Regions from separate parts of the Mus musculus genome. Here region 2 is linked to region 1. Evidence: chromatin contacts called from ENCODE Hi-C or POLR2A ChIA-PET data. All regions are on one chromosome and are shown on one strand. The core of a region is the stretch at or near the end of the contact, and the rest is flanking DNA. Distances in the headings are between cores, read along the strand shown.

Region 1 (6,947 bases), core at 1,244-3,743:
GGCTTTGTTTTCGTTTCCCCTTAGCTACTGGGTGAGGAGGGGCGGGGTGCGGAGAGGAGGAGGGGGGCGCTCGGCAGGGGTGCTGGGGGGTGGAGAAAATTAATACCCAAACAGCCAAGAAGTACCGAGGGGGCAGATTTCGCCTCGTCAATGGGAGAGGCAGCGGCGACAAACAAGTCTTGGGCTAGGGACGCTGGTGAGGGCAGGCTCCCCTCCCCCCCTCACCACCAGCACCCCCCCCTTTTTGGTTATCTCCCCGCCCGGCGTCCCACCACTGACTCAGACGGAGGGGGTGGGGAGGAGGGAGAGGAGGAGGAGGAGGAACTCGCGGGGGCGCAGCCGGCAGGAGCAGGAGAGCGGGAGGCGAGAGCGCGCGGCGGTGGAGAGCCCCTCGATCAATTTTCATGCAAGAATCATTATCGGTAAATTGGAAAGCTGGCTGCCTGACAGCAGATTTGTCTCCCCTAATGAAAGCGAAAGGGAAGGGGCGCAGCGGCGGGCGGCTCCTTCCGTCTGCGCCGCGTCCTCCTGGAGCTCCCGGCTGCGCGCCGCGGTGACGAGAGTTCCACTTGCGACCTGCCCGTGCGCGGCCTCAGAGCCTTACGGATCAGACCCGCTGCCCAGGGCTCCAGGCGGATGCTCCCACTTCCGACTGCAGGGTGCTCCCCTCGGCCCGGGAGCCGGCCGTTTGCAAACAGTGGGCGACTGCGGGCGCCGCCGGGGCCCCCTCTGGCTGCCCAACTCCGCGCTCTGGCCGTCGGCCCGCCCTCGCTCCTCCCCACCCACGTCTGACAGCTGCGGGAGCCCGGAGCACGACCTCCCCCCCGCGACCGTGCCCCGGGGAGGCCGGGGCCGCCCTTTGTGCAGCCCGCAGCGGGCTGCGGAGACCGCGCCCGGGAGAGCTAAGGCCGGCGGTTGGCCTCTCTCTTTCCTTTCCTCCCCCCACGCCCTACCCCTTAAAAAATCCCTGTTGCAAGTGTAATCAAATGCTTGATACCATCTCCCACACTCTCCTGCACCCGGGCATTATCAGATCCGGGAAGGCATGCTTCCAGGCAAACAGACCTAATAAATGCTATTACTGGGACTCTGCAAGCCCCGGCTGCACCATAGTAACGAGAGCCCGGCTAATTTGGTTTAAGCAAACGACCGACTGCACTGAGCGTTAGTGTGGCGCCTGTATCTCCCCTCCCCAGCCGCCGCGCGTTCACACCAGCTCAAGAAGGCCCCAAGTGATAATTCCCCAAATCGAAGGGGAAAAAACCCTGCCGCCAAACCACATCCTGTGCGCTCATTGTCCAGCCCAGCGATTTTAAAGAGACAGCGTCCATTTACCCACACACCAGCCCCTACTACTAAACGCACGCGGCAAAGCAAGTATCAAGATGCGACCATTTGTTTTTCAAGGCCTTTTATGGAAGCTCTCCCTACCGCCGTGGCGCGACTACCTGGGGTTGTGTGACTCTGTGACACTAATGGTCACCTTTTGACCCCAGATCCTCAGGTCCTAGTCCGCAGGTACGCACAGTAGGAGCCATTGTCGCGCCTGGCTAGGGTTGCTGCCCTGGCCCTCTAACCTCACCCATCAGGGGTCCACAACCAGTGGCCCTGAGATCCGAATAAACCCGGTGAATTCGGGTCACTCTCAGATTACAGGCCTCTAGGGGAGAGCTCTAGAGGGCACTTTGAGGGAGGTGGGGGCCAAGCCTTCTGATCCTTGCTGCGCCCCCCTCTGCAGCAGACCAGACGAGCGCGATCCCGTGGAGGGCGCCTGGGCCCCAAGTAGCAGGAAGGCGCCGCTGCTGGCCTCTAGCCGCTCTGCTACGCATGACCCCAGAGGTCGCGTCAAGCCCTAGGCTGCCGCCCTTTGTTTCCGGGGCTGCCTGCGAGGCGAGGACACACAGGCCGGACTCGGGGGTCTAGGGTCATAGCATCCATCACCTGCCCGCACTCTTGGGCTAGGTGAAGGAGAAGGGACCAGGCGCCGCTCACACACATACCCCACTCCCAGCCCCCGCCCAACTTCCCGACCCCTCACAAGCTCTAGCTGTACTTCAGGGAAACGAATAAAAACTATTTTTAAAAGACCCTAAACTATCAGTTTGTGTTGTCACTCTTTTATTGGTTTTTAATTCCCCGGGATTACGGGAACAACAGTAGTAATTAATACGAAACCTTCCTCCACTGTATATGCTAATGGCAGGAGCCATAAAAATTAATTTGCAAACATGTCATTACACAATAGCTATACAGGCAATAAACCTGTAATTATGGGCCAATCACAGGCAGGGTACAGAGGGAGGATGCTCCCCCAATAGGCTGGGCACCCCTCCTTCCTTCCCCTGCTAAAGTAGGAGAAGTCATCCTGAAAAGAGCATCCTTGAAGCCACCTGTGGAGAAGGCTGTCCAGACTGGATTCCAAACTACCTCGCTTCTGTGCCAGCCACTCGGGGACTATTGGGGACCCGTACTGAGGCAGGGGAGGCCTGGGCCTGGCTTGTGAAGAGGCCACGAGTGGGAAGGGCAGGCAGAGAGGATCTCCTGATGGCGGGGCAGCGCTGCTTATCATCCCTCTATCATTGAGCCTCCCGAAGAAGAACCTCTCTCTCTCCTAATAAGAAGCCCAATGCCTGCATCCAATTATCGAAGCCCGTGCAGGCCAAGTCCTAATTGCACCGAGCCACACCCTGGGGAAGGAGACTAGCTGTATGATGTTACTGATCTAGCTCAGTTCCTTCACCCCTGAGTCAAGGCTCAGAGTAGGTTAGTAATGTTTCCTGGTGATAGGGACCTCCGAAGGGTGGAGCTCTCTCCATTCTACAGGGGCAAGAGTAGTTACCCCACAGACCCCCCCCCAAATAAACCTGGTGCCAAAACATCTAAGAACACAAAGTCCCGCCCACCCCCACCCCCACCCCCCAGCAGCAGCCAGCGCGGGTGCTGGCTCTCTCTGAATGGTTGAGTTGTTTGCCTAATGTGGCTGAACAGGGTATCTGGCTGCACTTTCTCTTTCCCACTGGCCCCTGTGGCTTTGCTGTGGTGGGTGGACCCCATCACTACAGCCATTCATATCCCCATGGGGAGCCAGCCCTCTACCAGGCATGTCTGTGGCCTCCTTCCTATTGGGACATGTGCCCAGCACTCGCTCCCACCACAGCCATGCGGACACACCAGTGCTGGCTGTGGGTGTTTGTATTAGGCTGTTGCCCTCCTATGTTTTACGCCAGAAAAAGGTGGTCATTACCTCTCTCCTCCCCCAGAGCATGATGAGCCAGTATCTCCTCTCCCTCTGTCTCTGTTTCTGTCTCTGTCTCTGATGGAGAAACAGCAGCAATTAGGAAACTGGACCACCCAGGAACCATCCTTCCTCTGGGACTTTTGGGAGGCCGGGACACCACATGGCATCTTTCCTCTTACCTCCAGAGAGACAGACCACAGTGAAAGCCACCCAAGGTTAGAGAGGAGAGGGGTTGACAACCCCCATTCGCCCATAGAAAAGAAGGTAGGGGTTTCAGGCTGCCCTGCAGAGATGCATGACACCAGCAGGTCTCCTCTCTGAAGATGCTGCCTGCCATACTGGCTGCCCCTTCAACACAGAGAGGCCCCCACACTCCCTGCAGCAGGGCCACCCTTGCCAGGGCTCAGGCAGAGCCCAGCCAGCGCCAGCCAGCTGAACACAATAAAAATAGCCCCGTACACATGCTTAGGCAGGCGGTTCTCTGTCAGCTGTACCCATCGCCTATCATGTGCGGTCCCCCAGGCCAGGCAGCCAGCCTGCCTTCCTGAGGAGCTGCACACAAGGAAGTCTCATGCCACAGACTCCAGAAAAGAGTGGAGGCTGCAGGGCCAAGTCTGCATGGCTCCTGGGACATGCTGGATCCTCCAGATGCCTGTCTGTCCCCTCTGGCAGGGCAGTCGGGCAGCAGATGCCCAGTGTGGGCCAGGCGCTGCTCTGAGCATTCTTAAACAACCCACAGAATCCTTTGGAGTATCCCTGTCACCCTGCTCTTCCATTCTCCAAGTGAGGCATGGGGAAGCAGATGCCGGATCTGGAGTTTGAGCCCTGGAGGTCTATTCCTAAGCCCTGAGTACCCTGTCTCCTCATCTGGAAATTGGGATGGATCGTGCATGCATGCATGCATGCCAGCATGCATGTGCGGTCCCCTAGGCCAGGCAGCCAGCTTGCCTTCTCGAGGAGGTGTACCCAAAGAAGCCTCATGCCAGAAATGAGTAGAGCCTACAGGGCCAGGAAAGAGTGGGTATGGGTGCTTCCAGCACCTAACCAGCCCAGGGCCCCCACAAACATCTGGGATTACTCCCAAGACCATATAACACTGGCGATGTCAGCAGTAGTGACAGGTGCACCTCACTGTGTTTGGCTCCATCCTCCTGCCTTTCAGTGGCTTTGTTAGCATTTGGAGGACTTCCCTACCTACTCCCACCAAACAGACACGTCTTGTAACTCTGTACGCTGCATGCTAAGGCCCAGTACTGTGAGGTCCACTGCCCAAGGGCACAAAGGGAGCAGCCACACCCGCTTCTCCCTCTGGCCCTGGTGCTTAGGTGACAAACAAACCCCTGAGATAAACCCCAGATTGTAAGCGAAAGGCCTGAGCTCACAGCTGGCCCTGACATCTGTGCCTGGATTGGCTTCCATCTTTCTACTCCTTGTGTCCTGACCAGGTGTTTTACCCATTTTGGGATCTCACAAGAATTCTAGAGTCCAAGCCCTGTGCTATCCTACCCTGTGCAGTGGGTTGAACGGTGGTCTTCCAAAGATGTGGTCTGGTACCTGGGCCTGTGACGTGGTTCTGAAGATGAGGCTGAGCAGGTATGGTGAAGCGTGGGTGGGATCCTTCCTGAGTGCTGGGTGGCCCACGGAAGGGTCCAGGTGAGGTGGGACATGTGTAAGCCTATCACTTGGAAAACTAAAGCTAAAGCTGAAGATAAAAGGACCATCAGTCTGGCTGCGGACAGCAAGGCTTGGAAAGGAGGGAGCTCGGCTGGGCTGCTCTCACTCCTGCACCAAGGAGGCAGAGGCAGGACGGTCCCTGCACCCTGCATGTGAGGCCAGCCTGGTCTGAACCACAGAAAGTTCTAGATCTTCCAGGGCTATATATTGAGATTCTACTAAATACACATACATACAAGCACATGCACACATACATAGACAGACACATATACACACACACCAGACACACATACACACATACCAGACACACATACACACACACACACACACACACACACACACCACATACACACACATGCACAAGCACATGCACACATAGACAGACACATATACATACACACACACCAGACACATACCACGTACACATACATGCACAAGCACATGCACACATACATACATACACACACATAAACCACATACACCACACACACACACCACATACACATACCACACAGACATACAGACACACATATACATACCACATATACCACACACACAACACACATATACACAGCACATACACATACACAAACCACACACAAACTATACACACACACTACATACACACCACACACACCACATACACACATACACATACCACACATGTCACAGACATACAGACACACATACACAGCACATACACCACACACACCACAGACATACACACACACAGACATTCACACACACACATACACACACACACACACACACACACACACACACACACACACTCGGTGAATACCAAAAAGAGGAGAGAATAGAGTGATATAAGAGAGAAGCCATGTGAGGCCAGGACCAGCAGCAGTTCTGACTGAGTGGCAGCCCCAGACACTGGAGAGGCTGAAGCGCCTCCCACTGCCTCCAGAAGGGACAGGGCCTGTGACACTTTGACCTGACTTCTAGCCACTGGACTGTCAGAAAGTCTCTGGCTTCTCAGAGGTCACAGGGTTTGTGGTGATTCATTACCAGTCTCCAGGGGACTCATCTCTCTGGTCACCTCTGTCACAGTGGCCTGCTCCTGGCCAGCAAGTCCCTAGAGGAGCTCAGGTCAGCTGGCTTATATCAGGCCCTGGGCAATGAGTATTGGGGTCCCACAGCAGCCTGGCACCCAGAAACCAACAACCCCACGGGACACAGGGCTTACCAGTGTCATGGCCACTCTTCTGGTTTTAAACGGTGACATACGTGTCTGCTGGGTTTCGGGAACAGGTATGGCCCTAGGCCATCAGCTTGGCTATCTGCCTCAGAGACAGACAGCCTTCCAGAAGCTCCTCCTGTGAGCAAAGGCTTTGGCCCCTGAAGTCTCCGCGAGGCCCAGGGCAGCAGTGACAGTAAGAAAGAGAATCACAGTGGCTAGTCTGTCACCTGACCCACATCCTTTCCTCCCACCTCACCTGCGTTTTGGGACTCAGTTTTATGCAAAGGAACAACATGTAAAGTCTCACTTGCCGTCCCAGGGCCTGGTGGGAGAGATGCTCAAGTGAAGCCTTGCTTGCTCATTCTGGGGGTTCGTGACCCCCCCAGATCCAGTACTGAAGATAGCACCCCCATTCAGCTCGTCCACGGTATCCAGAGTAGAGGACCTTGCCCCGCGCCTTCCCAGCTGTCCATCACACGGACACATGCTTACGGTCCGGTAACAAGCGTTCCCCGACATGAGACCTTTGTGATGAGCCCAACAGTGTGTCTGGCACAGCCCGGCCGTCTCCTTTGCTCCTCTCCTGGCTCTGGGTCACATACTTCAGCTCTAAGAAGACGGATGCTGTACACAGCATCCCAGGGAAGTAAACCTGTCCTTCCTCATTCCTCCCATTCCTCCCAAGAGAGGTGGAGGCCAGAGAAGTCAAATAGCCCTAAGTCACACAGCCCAGAAAAGGAAACCCACAGATTGGACCCCGGATAGAGTGACAGGTTCAGGGGGAGCCTCTTCCTCTCCCAGAGACTTGAGTTATAAAGTCTTTGTTTGTGTGTAGAC
Region 2 (6,947 bases), core at 1,964-4,463, 76 kb before region 1:
ACCTGCCCTCCTCAGGAGAAACATTCACACAGTACCGTATAGGTGTGTATGGCAGGGTGCGGGTGGGGTGGGGGCACATATCCCACTCACACCAGGACAAACAAGGAGACTAGAAAAATGGCCATCAGGCTGGGCAGTGGTGGCACATGCCTTTAATCCCAGCACTACAGAGTGAGTTCTAGGACAGCCAGGCTACACAGAGAAATCCTGTCTCCAAAAAAAAAAAAAACCAAAAACCAAAAAACAAAAAACAAAAAATAGCCCCAAAGATGAAAAAAGAGAAAAAAAAGAGAAAAGAAAAAATGGTCATCAGGCCAATTGGGGGGGTGGGGGGAAGGGGGGTTTGCACACTGCTGCCCTCCTCAGGCCTGTGGCCTCTCTGACTAGAACCTGGCTAACCAGGCCATCTGTGGGGCAGGGTGCTGCCTGGGTGACAAGGACAGAAAAAGCCCCGGCATGGTGGCTGCCCCAGGGCACCCTCCTGGCAGCAGCTGTGGCAGACAAGATATGTCTGCAGAGCTGCTCCAAGACACAGCTGCATCCATGAAAGGCAGCGGCTGGGAAGGAGAGAACTCTCATTCTCCAGTGATTAGAGTGAGGTCTCCACAGCTGGTCAAGTGGGATGAGCCCGTTAGTTTCCAGACTGTTCTTCATTCATCTCTCACGCGGCTTCCACTGCCTGGTCACCCTGGAGCCACACACCCCCTTGACTTCCAACCAGTGGATGTTGCCTCCAGAGGCCCCTAGTGACTCATGGCCACACTACAGGGAGAGCGCATCCCCCGCCCTCCTGGAAAGGATTAAACTCTCTGCTGAGCTCTGAGCATCATCCACTGTGTGTGTGCTTGGCGGTGGCGGTGGCGGTGGCGGTGGCGGTCTCCCTGGTGGCGAGCAGGTCTTGTTAACCACAGCGTGAACTGCTGGAGCAGAGCCATCAGAGCCCTTCTCCGGGTTACTAAATGTTTCTGAGGCAGTAAGGATCCTCTGAGGATAGTGACAGGCTCCGGGCAGAGGAGTCACGAGGCAGAGGCACTTGGAACCTCCTAGTTCTCCAAGGGGACAATACATGAAGTGTCTTGGACCTGGGCCAGGGGCTCCAGTCAGCAGAAGCTCCGGGGCCCAAGGCAGGAACAGGAAGTGACCCTCCCACCAGCTTCTCTCTCAGGAGCAAAGCCAGTCACCAGGCAAGCTGGTTACCCAGGGAAGGGAAGCTCTATGGGGGTTTTTATCAGCTGACTCATTGTCTGAGGTCAAAGCTGCGCTCTGGCAGGAGTCCACAGACAGGAGATGGTTGGCGGTGGCAACTTCTCTGACTTCTCTTAAGCCAGGACAGGGTGGGTCTAGGCTGCTCTGAGCTGAGATTCGATGACAGGATCGCTCAGACAGGTTTCCCAGGGTTAAGTGTGACTTCAGCCACAGGAGGAATGGGCCAAGGCTGGCCCCCACGCTTCAGTCAGGAGCCTGATGGATGCTCCAAGCACTTTACTGGGGACACCAATCAGACCTGAAGGGCAGATGAAACTCACACTCTTGCCTATCCTGCCCTGCCCCAGCGGGGAGAGGTGCTCTCCTTCCCCTCCCCCTCCATCTCTGTGGTTTAATTAGTACTTCCTAGCAGTACAAACCCTCTGGGAATGGGGCTGGAGAATCCCGGGAAAGCCACAGCTGACAGCGGTTCTTAATTAGCAAGGCCCCCTCTAGGCGCCAGGCTGCCAGGCCGCCGGGAGGCCCAGCAGTACAGGGGAAGCTCTGGGGCTGGCTCCTCCACTGCAGTTAGGTTATGGCCAGCTAGAGACTGCAGACACAAGGACCCCGGTGCTGGCTGGCATCAGGGACCATCAGAGTTAGCCTACAGTCCCGCCCCTACTCCTCCAAAGCAGTCACAGCTATTGTCTAGCCAAAGATCCAAGGCACTCTATGGTTGTTGTCTGTCTCAACCTGGTGCCTCTGGGTATGTAGACCCCTAAAGAAGTGATTGCCGTCCAGGCCACCAGAGGACACAATAAGACACCACTGTGTAAAGGGGCAGGGCCTTGGCGACCCCCTCCCTCCCCAGGCTTAGGGAGGCTCTGGCCTCCTAAAGCAAGCAACGATGAATTTGTGGTACTCTGTCACAAGTCTGATGTAAGGGTTGCCTTAATCCTAGCATCTTCCAGTACCGGGTGCGTATCAAGCTCACCTAGCAGAAGAGTCTGAGGACCAGGGTGAGAGGTCAACCTCGCCCCCAACTCAAGTTCTCAACAGAGCTGTGGACAGAAAACAGCCTGCAGGAACACCCCCACATACCCCGCCTCCATCCCCATTACCCCCACCACGCCCACACCTCTGGGCGGCGCCACTCACCTGGCGGCTCTCGCTTCTCCAGACTCCATTGACGGTTTTAGTGGGGGCAATAGTGACCACTGGGGGAGTGCTGGGGACACTGTGACCCCCGGGGGGGACGATGATGGGGCCCATGGGCACTCGTTTGGGCGTGCTAGCTGGAGAGCTATGGTTGGTGGCTGGAGAGGACACTGGAGATGACTCGCTGCTCAGTGAGGACCCTGCGGAAAGAGAACGAAGCAGCTCAGGGTCCTGTGTGTGTCACACCACCACCCACCGCGCCCACGCGTCTTGCCATTCCAGAATGCTCATGGGGAGTGAGGCCCAAGAGCGGGCAGGCAGGGACGGACCCACAGCCATTCTGTGGCCTCCCTTGTCATACTGCCTCTCAGGCGTGGAGGTGGAGAGCTATTTTTACACTTAAAAAATCTGAGATGTCACTCACTCTTTTAAAACCACGTCAATGTACCTCCGGTGGATCGGCCATATTGAGTGAATGCTACTATACCCAGAACAGCCTCACGACCCCAGAAAGAAGCAATGTGTTTCCCTTGCCAACCACCCCCAGCAGCAAAAGGGAAGAGGGGCAGGTAGGTGGCGGTAGTGAGGCAGCTTAGTTCTTGGGAGTGTCGGTTCCAACAGAACTTGGTAGTGAGGGATGGTCTCTGTCACTAACATAGCCCCCTCTTTCCCGGGACAATCATGCTACCTGCGGACACATGGCACGGCCTCTTTGACTGCGGAGGCCCATGTGTAACTTGTGTAATTGTACAGCGCAGTGCCCCGAGCAGTTCCAGCCAAGCACACCTCTTGTTCACATGACTACCAGGGCCTGACCTCAGCAATCAGGCTGAAGGCTGGAGCCTAGGGAAGAATCTCTCAGGTCTCCAATGGGCACCACACCCACTGCCTACAGCCTGAGAACTCTCTAGTCTCAAGTGGGTAGCGGGCAGCAGCAAGCCCCAAGGCTGGGCAGTGTGAACCCAGCACGGTGACCGCCCAGCACCTGCCAGTCAGAAAGCACAGGAGAGCAGCTAGGCTCAGAGACACGATGGCTCGGGAGGCCAGCTTCTGGGAGCTGATGGAGGCAAGCTACCGGTTGGTGCAGCCAGACCTGGGGACTGACCAAGAACCTTGGCACGAGCGAGCTACCATTCAGGAGCCAGGGAGGGCGTGGCATTCTATACCTCCCTAGATTCAGTAGGAGGGTATCCCTCTGTGCACCTGAGAAAGCCAAGGGGCCAGAAAGCCACACCCTAGGCCTGCAATGCCCGTCACTGTATGTGTCCAAAAGTGTCAACTAAACACCCCGGAGAAAGTCCATGCGGTCTGTTGTGAATCATGCCCACAGCCTTGGGCTATACCGAGTCCCAGCCCTGCCTATTCTATACAGGAATGCCCCAACAAGGCCCTCAGCCACATTCACGAGAGGACACATGGAACAGAAAAAGCCGAGTCAAGCACACAGCGTGGGATGCAACCTCCTTGCTCAGAGACAGTACCTCAAAGGGTAGAACATAGCTCCTGGGGGGGGGGGGGGACGGACGGATGGATGGACAGAAAGGCAGGGGCCCAACTTTTCAGCCCAAGCTGGCCCAGAGCTGACAATCAGGTTGTCTCCACGCCAGGCAAAAACGCAATCACTTTCACATTATTTTTAGGAATCCTCCTATTGCCTAAAACAGCAACCTGTTCGGGTGTGCTGCGCGGTCCTTCCCAGGGGAGCCACGGTATGATGCTCATGTCTAATACGCTATCGATCTCTGTGTACGCGGAAATCTGTGTGTGCGGGTACACATGTGGCAGAGGCCAGACAACAACCTTGGGTGCAGTCCTCGGGACACTACTTACTGTTTCTAAGACAGGCTCTCTCCACAGCCTGGAGCTCAAGTCAGGCTAGACAGAATGGCGGGGGGTGGGGGGTGGAGGTCCCCTAGGGCTTTGTGTGTCCATACTTCCTTGGCATGAGATTGGGAGTGGAAGATAGCATGCCTGCCTTCAAACAGGTATGTTCTAGGGCTCAAACTCAGGTCCCTCAAGCATTTTACTGACTGAATCATCTCCCTAGCAACTCCTCCTCCCCTCCCCCTCTTTTGAGATAGGATCTCAAGCTGGAGCCCTGCCTGGTCTGGACTCATGGCAATCCTCCTGCCCTCGCCATCTGAACCCTGGGATGAAAGGACAGAGCCACCTCAGCAGAGCCAGCCCCCCCCCCTTCTCGCTTGATCACCACCATCAACCTGCGGAACACTTTTATAACCTGCAGCCGTGCCTGTTCCGCCCCTGAGACCCAGCAGCCTGAGAGGGTGACATCTGTAGGCTCTGGGCATTCCCTGGCCCCCTCTGCTGAACGGTGTCTCCCAAACCAGAACTCCATCCATACCTCAAGGTTGCTGACCATCACCGAGGGGGACAAGTCACCTCCCCCAATTCTTCAGCCATGGGACAGTTGCCTGGCCCTACCTGACAGCTACTGTGAACAGTAGCTCCCACCCACTGCACAGACACGAACACAAGGGCCAGGAACATGCTATCCTCACACGGGAGCAAAAACAGTTAACACTTCCACACACAGAAGACCACCGCCAGCTACGGCAGTGGCCGTCTCACACACTAACTATCCAGGTGACTGCAGGCGCTGGACCATCATTGAGGGCTCTGGGCCCTGCTGAGATAGGTAGCCAAATGACCCTCCTCAGGGGGCGAAATCAGATGGTGCCTCAGGGACCATCCTAGCTCCTCTGTACCCCCCCCCCCGCCGTCTGTATAAGGGACAGGGCAGTCCCAAGGCAGCCAGCTCAGCTGGCCCCTCTCTGCCCCTTCCCATGCTAGCAATAGCCTGGCCCAGCAAGGGACGAGTATGGGGCAGGCAGGCTCTAGTGTGGGGCTGGCTCAGAGAGGATGAGGCTGGCCATGGACAATTAGCAGCCTAATCCCGTCGGAGGTGGAAGGCAGAGGCCAGTGCTCACCAGCGAGAGCCCTGGGATCAATACCTCACAAGGCGCTGCCAATTAGCGAGGCTGGCGCCTGGCTCCCAGCCCTGTGCTCTCTCTTTCTCTCTAGCTGTGCTGCCGGAGCAGGCAGGTCCGCCATCGCTGTAATTAACTGAAGCTATTCAGCCAGAGTGGTGGGAATGGGTCAGAGAGCCAGGGCCGGGCTGCAGATGAAGAGGCAGAGGGGTGCCTGCATCACCTTTGCTGACTGACCCCACAGATGAGGCCAAGGCCCTGTGGGGCAGTCCGTGTTATTAAGAGCCAAGACCCCCAAAGGCAAGAGCTTGGGCAGCCTTAGCCAGCTGGTGCAGATATGAACTGCTGAACAACACCTGCAATGGCCCCTTTCCCTGAATATGTCAGTTGAATATGTGCATGTCAGTTCGAGCACGCAAGATGATTTCAGGTGCTTTCCTTAACGGCTCTCCCTGTATTTACTGACTCTCTCACTGAACCCGGAGCTTGACTGGTGTGACCAGCTTAGCAAGGGGGGGGGGGGTGGTCCTTCCACCTCTGCCTCCCCCACACAGGTTCTAGAGATCTGAACTCAGGTCTGGATCTCTGCACAGCAGGTACTCTTATCTGACATCCCTGCTGGGAGAAGTGGTCCCACATCTCAGGGCTGTCCCTCTTGTCCCTGCAGACTCAAGCGACTCCCACCAGTTAGTTGTGGGGGTGGGTGTTAAGAAACAAGAAATAAACCCAACCAACACTACATCCCAACCACTGCCCGGGCACCATGAGGAACTGGCAGCGAAGGGGACCTAGGACCAAGGGCACAGTGACAAACACCAGGCAGGGAAGTGCTCTGGAGCCCCCAGAGTGTAGCACAAATAGCCAGGCGTGCAGCAGGAAGTTCCAGCAGAGGTATCCGCCATGATATGCAGCTTTGAGGAGACAGTGAAACTGAACCACGGGGTGGCCATATGCTGCCGGACAGGACTCTTCTCCTGCTCTGCCAGTGTGTCTTCACGCATGTCACAGGTCTGGAGGCTGGGTGGCCTCAGTGTCCATCCGCGAGGGAACGGGGCTGGTGGCGGTGCCGTTAAACCCCAGTCAGCAGTCAGGAAGGGGCTGTGACTTGAGAGAAACTAACTTTCCAGTAACACCTGTTGGGCAAAGAACGTGCCGTGACCAACCACAGCACCAGTCCTGAGAACTGAGGCTGGCAGGAGCCAGTGAGGATCCCTTGGAGCTGAGCTCTGTCCCACTGCCACTGCCGTGTTAGGACACTATGAAGATTGTGTGGGGGTGGGCGTGGGATGGGGGATAGAAAGAGGAAGGAAGGAGAGGTGGTAAGAGGGGTGGAGAAGGAAGGACCATCATCCTGATGTCCATACACCCTGCTCACCTCCTGTCACCTCAGGGCCAGCTGTGGCTCTGGACTCTGGGTGGTTCTCCCTCCCCATCCTGGTCTCTCTCCTCCACAATAGCTAGCCCCGCTGCTCACACCTGAGACACAGGCAGATGGGGCTCCAGACACCCCGCGAAGATGCCTCCACCTTGCCAGCTGTAGACTGACAGGCAGGCAGGCAGGCAGGCAGGCAGGCCATTTGTTTGGTTGTTTTCTTTGAAAGAGGCAGATTTCCAAGGAGATGAACCCAGGGTGTGTTTCAGCCTGCACCCAGCCCA

Evidence for each region. A loop is a pair of places that touch in the nucleus more often than their neighbours do. ChIA-PET counts read pairs that join two places held with the same protein, here RNA polymerase II (POLR2A).
Region 2: POLR2A ChIA-PET joins it to region 1 with 10 read pairs in Patski. The contact joins two enhancer-like sites. A Hi-C loop is called at or near these places in 1 of 37 maps with a recorded cell type or tissue (v-Abl transformed pro-B cells). POLR2A ChIA-PET finds 5 or more read pairs at or near these places in 2 of 5 experiments (Patski and embryonic stem cell).

What each region holds. Positions count from the first base shown.
Region 1 is chr8:120,481,442-120,488,388 of GRCm38, reverse strand. Gm51556 (a long non-coding RNA gene) reads left to right here. Exons shown (of 2, transcript XR_003947480.1): 2 at 1-1,112. It also overlaps a transcript of Gse1 not described here. Among named protein-coding and RNA genes, the nearest start is that of Gm51556, 5.5 kb to the left of the region's middle. Within about 2 kb of position 2,493, at least 1 of the 3 ENCODE cell types and tissues checked has a DNase peak (open chromatin) inside an H3K27ac peak, as active enhancers do.
Region 2 is chr8:120,558,222-120,565,168 of GRCm38, reverse strand. Gse1 (genetic suppressor element 1, coiled-coil protein) reads right to left here. Exons shown (of 16, transcript NM_001145896.1): 3 at 2,344-2,543. Among named protein-coding and RNA genes, the nearest start is that of Mir7687, 23 kb to the right of the region's middle. Within about 2 kb of position 3,213, at least 1 of the 3 ENCODE cell types and tissues checked has a DNase peak (open chromatin) inside an H3K27ac peak, as active enhancers do.